Regions from separate parts of the Homo sapiens genome. Here region 2 is linked to region 1. A link is a loop called in an ENCODE intact Hi-C map of the cell type or tissue named here. Cell type or tissue: GM12878. All regions are shown on one strand. Each heading gives the region's core, and the rest is flanking DNA. Links, peaks and the distances in the headings are about the cores only.

Region 1 (8,693 bases), core at 393-8,392:
TAGTAGAGATGGGGTTTCTCCATGTTGGTCAGGCTGGTATTGAACTCCCAACCTCAGGTGATCCACCTGCCTTGGCCTCTCAAAGTGCTGGGATTACAGGCGTGAGCCACCATGCCCGGCCACGTATCTGGGAGTTAAAACCACCATATCTGGGAGTTCTTGGCCAGGCCGTGTCATATTGTCATTCCTGACAATAGAGGAAGATTAGAACTGCACCTGACAATAGAGGAAGATTAGAACTGCATCAGAATTTTGTTTTCTGGACCACACTATTGCAGTCCCCAGAAGAGTGTCACGGGTCAGCCACTGCTGAACACAAGGATGAGGACAGTCGGAATGCTAAATGCCCAGCCCAGCCCACCCAGCCCAGTCCAAAAGCAGCCTTTTTTTTCCTTTTTCTTTTCTTTTTTTTTTCTTAGTGAAATAGTAACAGACTATAGGGAGGCAATAGCTGTCTCTGGGACTATCAAGACACCAGCTCAGCTGCGCAGCAGACAAATGTCACTTTTCTGATACAGGTGGCCCTAATCAGAGAGATCCTACTACAGCTGGTGCTCAAAAATAACCTTTCCCCCTCTCTGATTTACCCAGGCAAGTGAAAGAAGACAGACTCCAGGATTACATTCTCCAGAGCATGAGTATGTTGCTCTTCTTTATCTAACTTGCTGGTTAGAGGGATTGTCAAATTATAAAGTTGGTTAAGGTCCAAGATTAAAAAGTTTAATATGTAAAATGCAATTTTATTGGGGAGGATAATGAGGATGCTTCGTTACTGAGGGTCTTGGCATATTTTGGAGTAACCGAGAGTCAATAAATTAGGAACTATTCCTCAGATGCTTTTATTAAAGACATAGCAATATAGGTCAAATGCACGTACAATTTCAGATAATAAGATTCCAAATTTTCCTTCAGCTTATGCCCCAGAGGGTATGGAATTTAGAGAGGAACATTTAGTTAAAACGGAAACATGAACAAGTGGGCTTTTCGTTAGAGGCCTTTTTCATCCTAGGCTGAGGGACCTTACTGCACAATTCTGCCCCTGGAAGGTTACTTCATCCACAACCCTCAATATCCCAGCAATATCCTTTCAGCAAGAGCACACAGAACACAGATTCTTGCCCCAGTCGCTGGAATCCTTCAACCCCCTCAAGGAGGGCTAAGCAACATTCTTTTTCTTGGCATCATTGCCTCATTAGAGCAACTAAAACAGGTCCTGAAAGATACAGGGCATGGCCTCCACCATAAGAGTGCCTTCCCTGGAGTCAAACCCAGCCTCCTCTCTGATGCTCTTAGCACCACTCTCCATGACCCTAGCCTGTCCCTGTGCCAGAAGGGCTGTCTGGGGTGGGTGGCATGAGGGGGTATTTTAGTTTACCCACAATTCTGCTGCAATATAGACATGTAGTCTTTAAATCACATATTAGGGTTTTTTAAAGCATGGCACCAATACACTGATGGCACTCTACATGATATTAAGTAGTATTAAAACATAGCTTTTTTTTTTTTTTTTTTTGAGATGAAGTCTCCCTCTGTTGCCCAGGCTGGAGTACAGCGGTGCAAATCTCGGCTCACTGCAACCTCCGCCTTCCAGGTTCAAGCGATTCTTCTCCTCTGCCACCCGAGTAGCTGAGGCTACAGGCACGCACCACCACACCTGGCTAATGCATTTTTCATTTTAATGGTTATGTAGTTATTTTAGTGTGGATTCAAGAAAAAAATTAGCACATCAATGGTTTTTCCATGGCTATTATTTAGGAATGAGGGTAAGAAATAACACATTTAATTAAAAATTTTAAATGGTAGGTAACTTAATAGCATAGGTGATATATAAATAGGGCAAAATTCATGAAGGCTACACTTTGGGGAAAAGATGGCTACAGTTTAGGAAAAAGAGCCACCCATCCCACTCTGTGGCAGTTGGACAAATTAACCAATGTATATGAAACACTTGATAAGTATATTAAAATGCCAAAGACAGCCTTCCACAGTGCTAACAGACATGGAATCAGAAAGTTGAAGTTCCGATCATAGCTCTATCATTTACTTAGCTCTGTGATCATGGGCAAATTATAACTCTTTTAGAAATAAAAATTCCTATCTCATAAGATTTTCTGAGAATTAAATGTGATAACATTTATAAAGCATTTAGCACAGCACCTGGCATATAGCAAGTGCTTAGAAAGTAGGAGTGATTATAATTGCAAAGGCCTCATTTCTAAAGTAGGCTACCCATGTATCTGCCCTGAAGATTACCCTCAAAGAAGATGCAGCCCGAATAGTACAAGAACATTTAGTCCTTTGATTCATAGGTCAGCTGCCAGAGAAATATGCACGCAGACGCATTTGCAAACCCCAAAATTGCATACAATTTTAAGACATTAACAGGCCCCCAATTGACACCTCCTTTAACCATAACCCGCACTGACTATACACCTGGTAAACTAAGATGGAAAACCAGGGTAACAAGAGGTATCTCCAACTACTTCCACCATAGGGAGGCCTGGACTCATCCCACCTTCCGGGTGCATTCCTAAGACTGACTGGTTCTCTTTGGGTGCCTCTTAGTACACAGGCTATCACAGCTTTATTCTCTATGTGGGCAGAATGCAAATAAGGTCTTGAGGGCCCCCCCGACACCCTCATCCCCAGTAACTGGCTTGTTCTCCCTGCCCTGGCTCAGCGTAGTACAGCCCAACCTTGCAATTTAACTCAGTGCTGATGGAGTTGGGTAAACTGAAGTGCCTAGCAAATGTACGTGGAAAACCATGGTCCCTGATAAGCTGCTGATACGGTGTGCTTGTGCTTCCGCCAGTTCTATTTAAACACTGATAGGCCCTTGGGCAAACAAGAAGCCTTTTGTGCTCTGAGCATCCACAACTGCCATCCTGAGCCCAATCTGGACATGAGCAAGCCTCACAGTGGGTGGAAGTGAGGGTGGGGAAGAGACAAACTTTTCCTGCATTTTATCAGATACATGCACACAGGCAAGACCAAGCTGATCTTCAAACCTGGGGGCCCCAATCTTTCCCCACACTCCCTACCCTACCTCACAGTGATCTCTTAACAATGGAGATTTAGAAAAATTTTTCTTTTTCTTTTTTTTTTTTTTTTGAGTCGGAGTCTGGCTCTGTCGCCCAGGCTGGAGTGCAGTGGCACAATCTCGGCTCACTGCAAGCTCTGCCTGCCGGGTTCAGGCCATTCTTCTGCTTCAGCATCCTGAGTAGCTGGGACTACAGGCTCCCGCCACTACGCCCGGCTAATTTTTTTTGTATTTTTAGTAGAGACGGGGTTTCACCGTGTTAGCCAGGATGGTCTTGATCTCCTGACCTCGTGATCCACCCACCTCTGCCTCCCAAAGTGCTGGGATTACAGGCGTGAGCCACCGCGCCCGGCCTAGAAAAAATTTTCTAGAAAATGCACTGTAGTGTTTGTAAAGTTCTACTTTTTTTTTTTTTTTTTTGAGATGGAGTCTCACTTTGGAGTGCAGCAGTGTGATCTCTACTCACTGCGAACTCTACCTCCTGGGTTCAAGTTTCTCCTGCCTGAGCTTCCCAAGTAGCTGGGACTACAAACGTGTGCCACCATGCCCAACTAATTTTTGTATTTTTAGTAGAGATGGGGTTTCACCATGTTGGCCGGGCTGGTTTCGAACTCCTGACCTCAGGTGATCTGCCCACCTCGGCCTCCCAAAGTGCTGGGATTACAGATGTGAGCCATCAGGCCCAGGCTGTAAAGTTGTACTTTTGAATTTAATTTTTTTTTCTTGAATATTAATGTGGATTAGAGACTTGCTCATGAAAATTTGATTCTGGCCAGGCAGTTTGGTCATCACCTGGGAAGTTTTTACAAATGCAGAATCACAAGCCCCAGCCTAGACCTCCTAAACTATTACCTGCATTTTATTAAGCTTCCCAGGTAGTTTGTAGGCATATTAAAGTGTGAGAAGGACTAGATTCGAGCATTTATGTATAAGGCTACTAGAAAGGTATATTGATAACAGTAAATGATTATAGCTTCCTTTCAGATTTGCAACAGATTTTGATCTAAATATTGAGTATAAAAAATAAAAGTTAAATTTAAAGGATGAGACTGATAACAATCATAACTTCTCAAATCTAAATGAATATTTCCTGCAGATAAGTCAATATATATGACCTCAACTGGGCAGCTTTACTCACTCTTCTCTAACATAAAGACACGCTCTTCCCATGAAGGTTCACATCTGTATACATTACAATTGCTGGCATTTTAAGAGGCTAATGAAACACTCTATTTTGCGCTATTGACAGAAGGCAGATTTCTAAAAATCAGAGTTAAGATGTTCCATAATAAACACGGGTTAACTTTGTAAAATAAAAAGGGGTGGGGGCAGGGATGATGGTAGGGGGAGAAGTATTGGTTAGTGGTCAAGAATGCCTTGATTTGGATTCTTGCTCCGTCCACCGGGTGACCTGACCTCTCTGGGAGCCAGCTCCTTTAGTGTAAAATAGGGATAATAGCGCTGTTGCTGTTCAATTCTGGAGGGTTAAAAGATTCTGCGTGAAAAGGACTGTAGCAGCACTTGAACACAATAAATGTTGAATAAATGTAAGCTATTAATATGAAATTAGAATTGAAATCCTGTCTCGAGATACCATTTTGCTTAATTGAGAGAACTTGTCATGTCTCTGTCCAGCACTTGATCTGACTCTTAGCTAGAAAGGTTCATACTATCAGCTGTGCCTATCTCACTGGCTTAGAGAAAGGATAAAAAAAAACCCTGCAGTACAAGCTGGGGGTGGCGGTGGGGGCACTGAAGCCACGCTCCAGGTGAGGTGGGGAGGCACACTGATGGAGGGGTATGAGCCCACTTCATGGGGAACATGCACAAAGAAGAAAACATCTCAGGCTGCTGTGGGAGGGCAGATGTCCTGTGCCTGCAGTCCAGAATCCCCCTCATTCCCACCTTCAATAAAGGGAATCCTGTGGGAAGAGAAAGGAATGTGTTAAAGTGTAGATCAAGAAGGGACAGGAGAATAAAAAGAAATGGAAGCAGGTGCACACACAGGAAAGATGATGAGTGTTCTATTGTTGTTAAAGAGTTCATGCTCTAACAACACAAACCAAATTAATCCCAGCCTCCCCACTTAAGGACGGTAAGGGGCAAGTCAGTTAACATGAGTCTCCATTTTTTTAAAAATATACAACAAGGATCACAGTATTCCCTACCTCAAAGGGTTGGGGAGATGATTAAATCTACCTGTGAAGAAGAAAGCAGAGTACTTCGCACATGATAAATGCTCAATAAATGGTATTCATTACTATCCATCTATGATACGCATCTGCAACACAAAAATACACATGTTTACTGTAGGTTTAATCCCAGGGTCAAGGAATTTGATGTGAACTTCCAATCAACAGAGAAACCAGGTCTCTTCTGGATGCCCTATGGATGAAAGAAGACCAAGGGTATAGGACGCCTTTGTCATAATTGTTGCAACAGTCTAATTATTCCTCTTGGCAATGAAGCAATGGAAAAAAGAGGTATTAGAAGTTGGCTTTAAAAACACCATCATCGGCTGGGCGCGGTGGCTCAAGCCTGTAATCCTAGCACTTTGGGACGCCGAGGCGGGCGGATCACGAGGTCAGGAGATTGAGACCACGGTGAAACCCCGTCTCTACTAAAAATACAAAAAATTAGCCGAGTGTGGTAGCGGGCGCCTGTAGTCCCAGCTACTCAGGAGGCTGAGGCAGGAGAATGGCGTGAACTCGGGAGGCGGAGCTTGCAGTGAGCCGAGATTGCGCCACTGCACTCCAGCCTGGACGACAGAGCGAAACTCCTTCTCAAAAAAAAAAAAAAAAAAAATCATCGAGGCCAGTTGTGGTGGCTCACACCTGTAATCCCAGCACTTGGGGAGGCCGAGGAGGGCGGATCGCTTGAGGTCAGGAGTTCGAGACCAACCTGGCCAAAATGGTGAAGCTCCGTCTCTACTAAACATATAAAAATTAGCCGAGTGTGGTGACGGGCGCCTATAATCCCAGCTACACGGGAGACTGAGGCAGAAGAATCACTTGAACCAGGGAAGTGGAGGTTGCAGTGAGCCGAGAAGGCACCATTGCATTCCAGCCTGGGCAACAAGAGTGAAACTCAGTCTCAAAAAACAAAAACAAAAACATCATGGGGCATTTGTCAGAACGAGCTGAAAAGCAGAAAAAGACAAGATAATCTACACTGCAGCAAAGACTATTTAAAAAATTTAACATCTGATATAAACAGAATGGCTTAAGAGACCTCATCTCACTGGGCTGTGCCAGTATGCTAGTACTACCTATGTAAAAATAATAAATTCACAAAAACAAGTCTGAAAAAGAACAAACAGTTGATTTTTGGAGATAGTAGGCTTAGAAAGTGACTTTTTAGATGTGCTCATAAGTTTTGCAAAATCAGGGCATTTTGAAACCCCTGTAAGATTGACGGAGGAAAAAAAATGTATAACGGTCTAACAGTTTTAGGCAAAGTAAGAGATGAGTGTTTACTTAGGGCAGTGGTTTTCAAGCCATTTTTTTTTCAGCTGCAGAACCCTTTTTGTAAAACAAAATCTGAGATCCCAAATACTCTGAGTAAATTTATTTATATATTGTTTTAGTATTTGTTCATGTCTGTAAATGAGATCACAAATAACCACACAATTGAACACATATTTGAAAATACATCTTATTACATGATTAAGGCTGTTTTTAAAAGATAAAATTCCAATTAAAAGTTTATAGAATCCTAGTGTTTTGTGGAAGGTAATTCAGAAGCATCAGAAGGATTATGAAATTTGGGACTAGCCAGGTGCTTCTCCATGGAGGCCCGAGAGTTGTCATAGATTCATGCAGATGCCATTGGAGGTGATCTATATAGTGAGAGAGAACAAAGAGCAGAGGACACCCCAATGCTTTCTGTTTAATGGCCAAGCCAAACTAGTACTGAAGGGGCATGAAGAGGTGAGCCTGTGAACACTGTGACAAATGCCACCACTGTGAAAAGCTCCCCAGATCCCCCAATAAAGGGGAAAACAGGCAGGCCCTATCTGGGCAGGCTTGGATTGGCAGGACTGGGTTGGGGGGCACAGACACAGGCTGGAACCATCTATCCAGGGGCATACAGGAACGTTCCTTGGAGAGCTTCAGGAAGAGAAAGCAGGCATGTGGTTTTCTTGTTGGATGCGGCTAGATGGAATGGGAAGATAGAAAGCAACTAGGGTTAGGCCGGGCGCGGTAGCTCACGCCTGTAATCCTAGCACTTTGGGAGGCCAAGGCGGGCAGATCACCTGAGGTCAGGAGTTCGAGACCAGCCTCACCAACATGGTGAAACCCCCATCTCTACTAAAAATACAAAAGTTAGCCGGGCACGGTGGCAGGCGCCTGTAATCCCAGCTACTCGGGAGGCTGAGGCAGGAGAACCACGTGAACCCAGGAGTCGGAGGTTGCAGTGAGTCAAGATCACGCCATTGCACTCCAGCCTGGGGACAAGAGTGAGACTTCGTCTCAAAACAAACAAACCAAAAAACCAAAACAAAACAAAAAAAAGAAGTAACTAGGGTTCAAATGGCCCAGGGTTAAGATTTGGAGAAAGGAAAGGGAGAGCGGCCACTGAGAAAATGGCCCTATCTACAGTTGTGTAGGAATTTAGGACAGAGAAGTAACAAGAGTGATCTAAGCAGCACTGGAAACGTAGGGGAAGGGGGAGGTGTCGAGAGGGCGGCAAAGAAGACATGGAAAGGGCAGGGAAAAGAGCAGAGAATGTAAGGCCAGTGCAGAAAGAAACAAAGCAAAGGATAAGAAGTTCAAAGGCTGCTTCGAATACCTAAATCCATACAAAGATAGTATACGGCAAGTCTTGTAATGTAATACAAATGGACTAAGCAAAAAAGAGGCCAGAGTTTCAGCCTATAGAACTCAGGAAAGGAAATGAGAATCAAAGTTTATTGAATCTGTAGAGTGTTTTGATGTTAGTGAGTGTTGGAAAATTATTTGCCGGGGGAGGGAGGCTTTGGTTGCTTGGTGGTAAAGAACGCAAAATAATCCCTTTTATAGTAATCTGTGAAGATCAAATGAACATGTATATAAGTTCCCACATAAACATATGATAATATTACCAGAAAAGCAATAGTAAATCATATTCTCATCTGGGCTGCAGGAATTTAGGAGGATAAGAATGATCTGATTTATCAGGGATGGCCTAATGACATTTAGGAAAGAAGGAATGAGGAAAGGCAGGGTTTATGAGAGCTATACGGTCCTGAAAAGGAAATGAATTCCCTCGGTTTGAATTATAGGTTTGGGCTTTTCATGTCCTGCCCTTAGACCCAATACTATAGCTGATCAGCTGTGAAGAGCTGTTTGCTAGATGCTGGGCACTTTACCTCCCTAAAAATGGCCCTGTGAGAAAATATTCCAGCACACAGATTAGAAAACCAAAGCTTGGATAGGACATGCAAATGACCCAAGATTACACAGCCAGTAAATGGGGAGCGAGGGCTCAAGCCCTAGGCTAACAGTCACAAGTCCCCTTGGCAGCTGGTTTTCTAGGTCCTGGCCACATAGCACCCTGAGATGTTCCCCCATCCTTTTGGCCCTTTTGGGGGTGGCCTCTTCAAGTGGCAGTAATCTCTCCTTTGAGGGCATTTGGTTTTACGAACATCTTTAAAAGTGCCCTTCTGGTGAAA
Region 2 (8,693 bases), core at 388-8,387, 260 kb before region 1:
AAAGACTCAGGACTCTGGTGACTGTGGAGAGAGAGAGAACAAAAAGCTGGCAGCCAGGCGCGGTGGCTCACACCTATAATCCCAGCATTTTGGGGGCCAAGGTGGGCAGATCGCTTGAGCTCAGGAGATCTAGACCACCCCGGGCAATGTAATGAGACTTTAACTCTTAAAAAAAAAAAAAATCAAGAACATTAGCCAAGCATGGTAGCATGTACCCGTAGTCCCAGCTACTCGGGAGGCTGAAGCAGGAGGATCACTTGAGCCTGGGAGATGGAGACTGCAGTGAGCCAAGATTTTGCTACTGCACTCCAGCCTGGGTGATTGGGTGATGGAGTGAGACCCTGTCTCAAAAAGAAAGAAGGAAAAAGAAAGCTGGATCTTTGATAAAGGAATCTGAGCCTTTGGATTAAGTCTCACCTGAAGACACTGCTACCCTGCTGCCCCCAGCCCTGTAAATACACCAACGAATTCTGTTTAAATTTTTTTTTTAATCTGCAACATAAACATTCCAAACTGACAGCACTATTAAGTGTACCAAGGTTTCCAAAGCAGATATTACACTTTTAGGAAGAACTGAAAGAAGCCTCGGGTCAAATGAAAGACAGACAGCTTACCCTTCCTGCTGGTCAGGTGGCTTTTTAGCTTGTACATGATTCTGGGTACCAAAATTAGAGGGATACAGACATACTAGGAAAAACTATCAGGATTACGAGGATCCCTGAAACCATGTTCCATGGAGACTTATGTAAAAATAAATAAATAAAAGAGACTCAGGGCCAGGCGCGATGGCTCACGCCTGTAATCCCAGCACTTTGGGAAGCCGAGGTGGCGGGTGGATCATGAGGTAAGGAGTTTGAGACCAGCCTGGCCAATATAATGAAACCCCATCTCTACTAAAAATACAAAAAATTAGCTGGGCATGGTGGTGGGCACCTATAATCCCAGCTACTTGGGAGGCTGAGGCAGGAGAATTGCTTGAACCCAGGAGGCGGAGGTTGCAGTGAGCCGAGATCGTGCCACTGCATTCCAGCCCAGGTGACAGTGCGAGACTCCGTCTCAAAAAAAAAAAAAAAAAAGAGAGACTCAGATAAACAAGAGATCCAAAAACTTGAGAAGGTCTAGCCTTCCAAACAGAAGATCTGTGAGGGATATGGCATTCCATGAGGAATCCAATGCTTTTTAATCTTCTACAGCCAACAGACTCTCTTGAAAAACTGTTGAAAGCTATGGGAACTCTCCGCAGGGAATTGTACATGGAAACCAAATTCTACAAACATTTTTAGGGGATTGCTGCCCCTCCACCACCACTGCCAAAGCCCATCCACAGACAACCCCCGTAGAAGACCAAAACCAGCGTTCAGAGCCTCGGGATTAGGCATCACCTGTGTAACGCCCACCCCTTGCCAAAGTCATAAACCAGAACCAATGGATGGGTGTCATATGGAGGTGAGCATCGGCTCAGTAAAAAGACTTCCTATCATGCCTGCCATCTGGAAACAGAAAAGGCTGCCTGGCATGTAGGGAGCTTGTCATCACTGCAGGTTTTCAATAAAAAACTGAATTAGCATTTTCAGGAAAGTCATAGAGAGGGTTCAGTCATGCCACTAGACTAAATGACCCAAGGCCTTTTAGGACTTTGCTACTTAAAATGTAGTCTGAGGGCCAGTAGCATTGGCATCATCTGGGAGCTTGTTAGAAGTGCAGAATCTCAGGTTCATGTCTTAGAGCAGTGCTTCTTAAGCTCTGACTCATCTGCATGTCAGAGCTTAAGAAGCACTGCTCTAAGATTTTCTAAGGGGAGAGAAATAAAAATATTCTGGTCCCTCAGCAGCAGTCTTGCACCTATGCCTTCAGAGAGCTGCCCTTTTAGCTTTATGTAAGTTTGGATTTTAGAAGTGAGGGCCCTGCTATAAAACCTCATCCCACCCTCTACCATGAGTTACTATAACACTAACATGAGTTAGCTATCTTCTCAAAGGTTGCTCATGGAGAACCTAGGGGAAGAGTGGAATAATTCCTGCTTTGTCTCTAAGCCAGTTCCTGAACTTCTACAAGGAAATAGTAATTTAAAAATATTTATCCTCATGACTCTTTTTTTTTTTTTTTTTTGAGGAATAGGGTCTTGCTCTGTTGCCCAGGCTAGAGTGCAGCAGTGCAATCTTAGCTCAGTGTAACCTCAAACTCCTGGGCTCAAGGGATCCTTCCACCTCAGTCTCCCCACTAGCTAGGACTTACAGGTATGTACTGCCACACCCAGCTAATTTTTTTTTTTTTTTTTTTTTTTTTTTTAGCTGAGGGCCCAGGTTGGTCTCTAACTCCTAGCCTCAAGCAATCCTCCTGCCTCATCATCTTTAATAACAATAACATATAATTTATTGTGATCTCACATGAGCCATATACACTGCTAAGTGCCTTTTGAATCCCTTGTCTTACTTAACCCTTACAATAACACAACAGGGTAGGTAATATCATTTTTTCTCCCATTTTTCAGGTGATAAATCTGAGACTCAGAAAGGGTAAGTGACTTGCTCAAGGCCACACAGCTGGTGAGTGGGGAAGCTAGGTCCTGACATGAAAGTTCAAGTTCTTAACCACGAAGCCCCACACCTATTTCCTTTAGAGGAAATTTCTTGCCTTCTACTCTTTTCAGTAAGCAGTAATGGTAGCCTGAAGGTTGTCAAGTTCCCACAGCACTCATCCAAGTTATCTAGGGATAAAGCCAGGCTGTTGACCAGGTAGCCACAGACACAGGTGCACTAGGGTCTCAGATCTCAGCCCTCCATTATATTCCGTTCATTACACAGGAAGACTTAGAGGTCACGCTTTCAAATCCTGGCCCCTTCCTCATTATCTGCTCCAGCATCAGAGTTCTCCCAGGCCTGTATTGACTTGCTTTATCTCCTGGCTGCTGTCCCATCTCCATTAGATCCCAGGCATTTGAGCAAAGTACACAGCTATCCAGTTCTGACTGAACGGAATTGACTCGCCATTCCTTCTCTATAATTTTGGGCATAGTCTGAGAGGATTTAGAAGGTGTCATTGACTTGGAATTACAGTTCTTTGTTACAGAATGAATTTCCGGACCATGCTGAAGAGAGACCTTGCATTTACACAAGCAGCTTTGTTCCTGTCAAAGTGTCCCTCTAATTGCATTGTGCACATTCATTCTGGACTTTGCTTCTCAAGAAGGAACTTTATCAAAGAGAACACTGACTTCCTATAGCACTTAACAACTGCAGCCTTCATTTGGAAATTAATGATGAGCTGCATATACTCTCTTCTACTTATGTTCATTAACTTTTTTATTTCCTACAGCTATTAAACCTTTTGTATGTCTTTGTATAATATGCCCCCACTAGGTCCCGTAAAGCAAAAACCACATTTTACTTAACTTTGTTTCCATCACAGCAGTCTAGCACACTGCCTTGTCTGCATTAAACATTTGATGACCACATGACTGATTGGTAACTAACCGACTGCATTTTACATATTACCATGCACATCTGTTGCTATGCCCAAAGTGAATTCACTCTTCCAGATACTGAACTTATGTGGAGGGAGAAACTTGAAGGGGGAGTGAGGGGAAACACTCTAAGCATGTCGAGAGCCTGAAGCAGATGGTGCTGTATAAAAAACCATAACATTATGGTTTCAGCTCTATGAGAAGTAACAATAAAATGTGCTCCCATGAGGTAGGACTAAGCCACTAATCCCCCTGGTACAGCTGGAAGCACAAAAGCTTCTTAAAGTTCAGGGACCTCAACCCACCTGGTTAGACAATAACCAGGCCAAAGCCTCATTTCTCAGCTGCTTTTGTTATCACTTGCTCCAACTCCCAAAACACTTAAAGAGAATTGTGGGAATTTTAAAATAAACTTGCTTGAGAAATGGGCCAGAATTGTATCATTTTCTTACAAAAACAAAAAATCCTTAATACTAGCTAGAAAAAAAAAACAAACAGGGCATTTCCTCCAGTTATTAAAAAAAATTCAGTAAATAAAATTTTTTAATTTCTACTAGGTACTGATTCGCTGTTTGAAATTTTGTCAGATTTCTCTCCTCTTTATGAGACTCTCAACAGGTGACTCTTCCTGGTCTATTTTTCATTCAATAAATAGTTCTAGAGAGCTGACTATGCTCTCTAAGGCTAGAATCTACTCAGTGCATAGACAAAAACAGAAGTGAGCTGTTCGTACGGCTTCTTCACATGTGGTTCCTTCAGTACCGAAATTTCATCTGCTCTAATGATCAACTTTACCCCTAGAATCTTTTTTTTTTTTTTTTTTTTTGAGACAGAGTCTCACTCTGTTCCCCAGGCTGGAGTGCAGTGGTGCACTCTCGGCTAACTGCAACCTCTGCTCCCAGTTTCAAGTGATTCTCCTGCCTCAGCCTCCCGAGTAGCTGGGATTACAGGTGCACACCACCATGCTCAGCTTAGTTTCGCATTTTTAGTAGAGATGGGGTTTCACTATGTGGCCAGGCTGGTCTTGAACTCCTGACCTCAGGTGATCTGCCCACCTCGGCCTCCCAAAGTGCTGGGATTACAGGTGTGAACCACCACGCCCAGCCTAGAATCTTTAACAGGATGCAGGAACCCCCAGACCACAAAGGAAGGGGAGATAATACAGCTGAAAGCACTGCACAGTTCAAACCCTGTCTCTGTTACTCATGCGAGTACGGGCCCTCACCATGCTTCAGTTACTCACACATAAAATGGGGAAGAAAACACTTCCTCTCTCAGAACAAAAGTGCCTGGTGCTTGCATAAATATTCTTTGTATAAATATTCATATCTATAAATATTATCATACAACCTTAACCCAGGGGTTGAAGACTAAAGTGTCTGTTGGTACAAACGAGTGTAGGAACTGGGTCAAGTGAACAGGAACTCAGAGTCAGGGAAGTGGGGGACTGGTGGGGCTGGGGGTGAGCCAGAGAACACCACCTCGCTAAGGGACTGGCCTGATGCAGCACGAGCCAATTGTGACCTCAGGGGATATGGCCCAGTGTCCTCTCTTTTTCTGATTTTTCAAGAGAAGCCAGCTCTCCACGGTTTGACAGGAAATCTCCTAATTTTTATTTATTTATTTATTTTTGAGATGGAGTTTCGCTCTTGTTGCCCAGGCTGGAGTGCAAATGGTGCGATCTCAGCTTCCTGCAACCTCCGCCTCCTGGGTTCAAGCAATTCTCCTGCCTCAGTCTCTTTTATAGCTGGGATTACAGGCAGATGCCACAACAGCCAGCTAATTTTTGTATTTTTAGTAGAGACAGGGTTTCACCATGTTGTTCAGGCTGGTTTCAAACTCCTGACCTCAGGTGATCCACCCGCCTCAGTCTCCCAAAGTGCTGGGATTACAGGCATGAGCCACTGCGCCCAGCTGAAAGCTCCTAATTTTTAAACGTTGGGAGGCAATATGGTGCAACAGTTAGGAGCAGGAACTCCAAAACCAGACCATCTAGGTTTATAAACCTCAGTTCTGCCATTTACCTGCATGTGATTTTTAACAACCTATTTAACCTCTTCATGTCCCATTTTCCTCATCTAAAAATAGATAATAATTAGTATCTATTTCATAAGGTTACTACGAGGAATAAAAGGTCAACATAAATGTATATACACAAGACCAGCCTGTGCAACATTGCAAGACCCCATCTCTACAAAAAAAAAAAAAAAAAGGGGGCAAAGGACTCAAATAGATGTTTTGCCAAAGGAAACATATGAATGGCCAACAGGTGTATGAAAACATGCTCAACATCACTAATCATCAGGGAAATGCAAAATGAAACCACAATGAGATACTACTAAAAGCCTGTCAGGATGGCTATTATTTAAGAAAACAAAAATAAATTGTAAAAGACAACAAGCATTGATGAGGATGTGGAGAAATTGGAACCTTGGTACACTATTAGTAAGAGTACAAAATGGTGGAACTACTATGGAAAAAAGTACGGAAATTCCTTAAAAAATTAAAAATAGGACTACTACATGATCCAGCAATCCCACTTCTGGTTATTTATTTAAAATAATTAAAATTAGGATGTGAAAGAGCTAACTGCACTCCATGTTCATTACAGCACTTATTCACAATAGGTAAGATTTGGAAACAACCTAAATGTCATCCAAAGATGAATGATTTTTAAAATGTGGTATATACATATAACAGAATACTATTCAGCCTTAAAAAGAGAAGAAAACCCTGCAATACATGACAACATGGATGAACTTGAAGGACACTGTGCCAAGTGAAATAAGCCCGTCAGAGAAGGACAAATACTGCATGATTCTATTTATAGGAGAGATCTAAAATTGCTGAACTCATGGAATCAGAGGAGAATGGGGTTACCAGGGGCTGGGGCAAAAGGGAAATTTGTAGTCGCTAATCAATGGGTACAGTATAAAGTTTCAATTATGCAAGATTAAGTCCTAGAGATCTGCTGTATCACACTGTACCTATAGATAGCAATACCATATCATACACTTAAAAATCTGGCCAGGCACAGTGGTTCATGCCTGTAATGCCAGCACTTTGGGAGGTGGAAGTGGGTGGATCACGATCAGGAGTTCGAGACTAGCCTGGCCCACATGGTGAAACCCTGTCTCTACTAAAAATACCAAAAATTAGCCAGGCGTAGTGGCAGGTGCCTGTAATCCCAGCTACTCAGGAGGCTGAGACAGGAGAATCACTTGAACCCAGGGGGGCAGAGGTTGCAGTGAGCCCAGATTACACCATTGCACTGTAGCCTGGGCAACAAGAATGAAACTCCGTCTCAAAAAAAAAAAATCTATGAAGAAGGCCAGGTGCAGTGGCTCACAGGTGCAATTCCAGCACTTTGGGTGGCCGAGGCAGGTAGACCACTTGAAGTCAGGAGTTCAAGACCAGCCTGGCCAACATGTCAAAACCCAATCTCTACTAAAAATACAAAAATTAGCCGGGCATGGTGGGGCACACCTGTAATCCCAGCTACTTGTGAGGCTGAGGCAGGAGAATCGCTTGAACCCAGGAGGCAGTGGTTGTAGTTAGCCAAGATCGTGCCACCGCACTCTGGCCTCCACAATACAGCGAGACTCCGTCTCAGAAAAAAAAAAAAAAGAAAAAAGAAAAAAAAAAAAAGGCCGGGCACAGTGGCTCACACCTGTAATCCCAGCACTTTGGGAGGCCGAGGCAGGCAGATCACCTGAGGTCAAGAGTTCAAGACAAGCCTGACCAACATGGTGAAACCCTGTCTCTACTAAAAAAACAAAATTAGCTGGGTGTGGTGGCACATGCCTGTAATCTCAGCTACTTGGGAGTATGAGGAAGGAGAATCACTTGAACCAGGGAAGTGGAGGTTTCGGTGAGCCAAGATCACGCCATTGCACTCCGGCCTGGGCAATAAGAGAGAAACTCCATCTCAAAAAAATAAAAATAAAAATAAAATAATTTTCAAAAGAAATTTGGATTTTGGGTTCTCGGAGGGGAAATACCACCCTGGGGCATTTTGGATATATCACAATTTGTTTACCCATTCATCCGCAAGTGGACATTTGTGTTGTTTATGGGTCTTGGCTATGACAAAGCTGCTATGAATACTTATATACAAGTCTGTTTGCTCGCTTTTCTCTTGCTCTGCCCCTTGGTGATATTGGGAGTGTTGCAGAGCAATGCCTAGGTCCTCCTCCTCCTGCCCTGCCTATGAGGCTGCCTGCTGCTTTCACCTTCCTAGGTATGTAACTTTATTTATTACTATTATTTTTTTGAGACAGGGTCTCGCTCTGTCACTCGGGCTAGAGTGCAGTGGCACAATCACAACTCATTGCAGACTTGACTTCCCAGGCTTAAGCCATTTTTCCCCCACCTCACCCTCCCAAGTTGCTAGGACTACAGCAATTTTATATATATATAAAATATATATTATATTATATAAAATTATATTTTATATAAAATATATATTATATTGTATAAAATTATATTTTATATAAAATATATATTATATTGTATAAAATTATATTTTATATAAAATATATATTATATTGTATAAAATTATATTTTATATAAAATATATAATTAAATTTAATAATATTTAAAAATACATATATGTACACACACTTTTTTTTTTTTTTTTGAGGCAGAGTCTCGCTCTGTCACCCGGGCTGGAGTGCAGTGGCGCGATCTCAGCTCACTGCAAGCTCCGCCTCCCAGGTTCACGTCATTCTCCTGCCTCAGCCTCCCAAGTAGCTGGGACTACAGGCGCCCACCACCACGCCCGACTAATTTTTTGTATTTTTTAGTAGACACGGGGTTTCACTGTTAGCCAGGATGGTCTCGATCTCCTGACCTCGTGATCCACCCGCCTCAGCCTCCCAAAGTGCTGGGATTACAGGAGTGAGCCACCGTGCCTAGCCAAAATATTTTCTTTTTTAACCGAGCTCCAGGGCAGGGGATGAAGTCTACTCCTTGATGGGCTGAGCAAGGCTGCTCTCCTGTGATGTCATTATCTCCTGTTCTAACTCATTCCCTACTCCCATTTTCTTCTTCCCTCAGGCAGCTATCCTAATGTGTGTAATGTGCATCTTTCCCTACGTGTTCTTGTAAGATGTGTATAGTTAATATGTATGTAGGTTTCCAAAACTTTTAATTATAAAATGCTAATATTTTAATAAGTGGTATTTTATAGATGTCATTCCAATCTTTTTTCACTCAGCTCAATGTTTTT

The links. Hi-C counts contacts between places; a loop is a spot of excess contacts. Peaks named below come from ENCODE experiments on the same cell type or tissue, not always from the same donor. Only the 100,000 strongest peaks of a DNase experiment are listed, where the experiment ranks them.
Region 2: a loop joins it to region 1, with 2.2 times the contacts of the local background. A loop is called at or near these places in 8 of 110 quality-filtered maps.

The regions. Positions count from the first base shown.
Region 1 is chr5:142,160,510-142,169,202 of GRCh38, reverse strand. All of the region lies in intron 2 of LOC107986455 (a long non-coding RNA gene), which reads left to right. It overlaps LOC124901096 (a long non-coding RNA gene), which reads right to left and starts at 5,629. Exons shown (of 2, transcript XR_007058978.1): 1 at 5,240-5,629; 2 at 816-4,962. In GM12878, for the core only: no CTCF peak of the experiment used is centred there; no DNase peak of the experiment used is centred there; H3K27me3 peaks cover 160 bases.
Region 2 is chr5:142,415,686-142,424,378 of GRCh38, reverse strand. All of the region lies in intron 3 of SPRY4-AS1 (SPRY4 antisense RNA 1), which reads right to left. Among named protein-coding and RNA genes, the nearest start is that of SPRY4-AS1, 95 kb to the right of the region's middle. In GM12878, for the core only: no CTCF peak of the experiment used is centred there; a DNase peak (open chromatin) is centred at 4,668.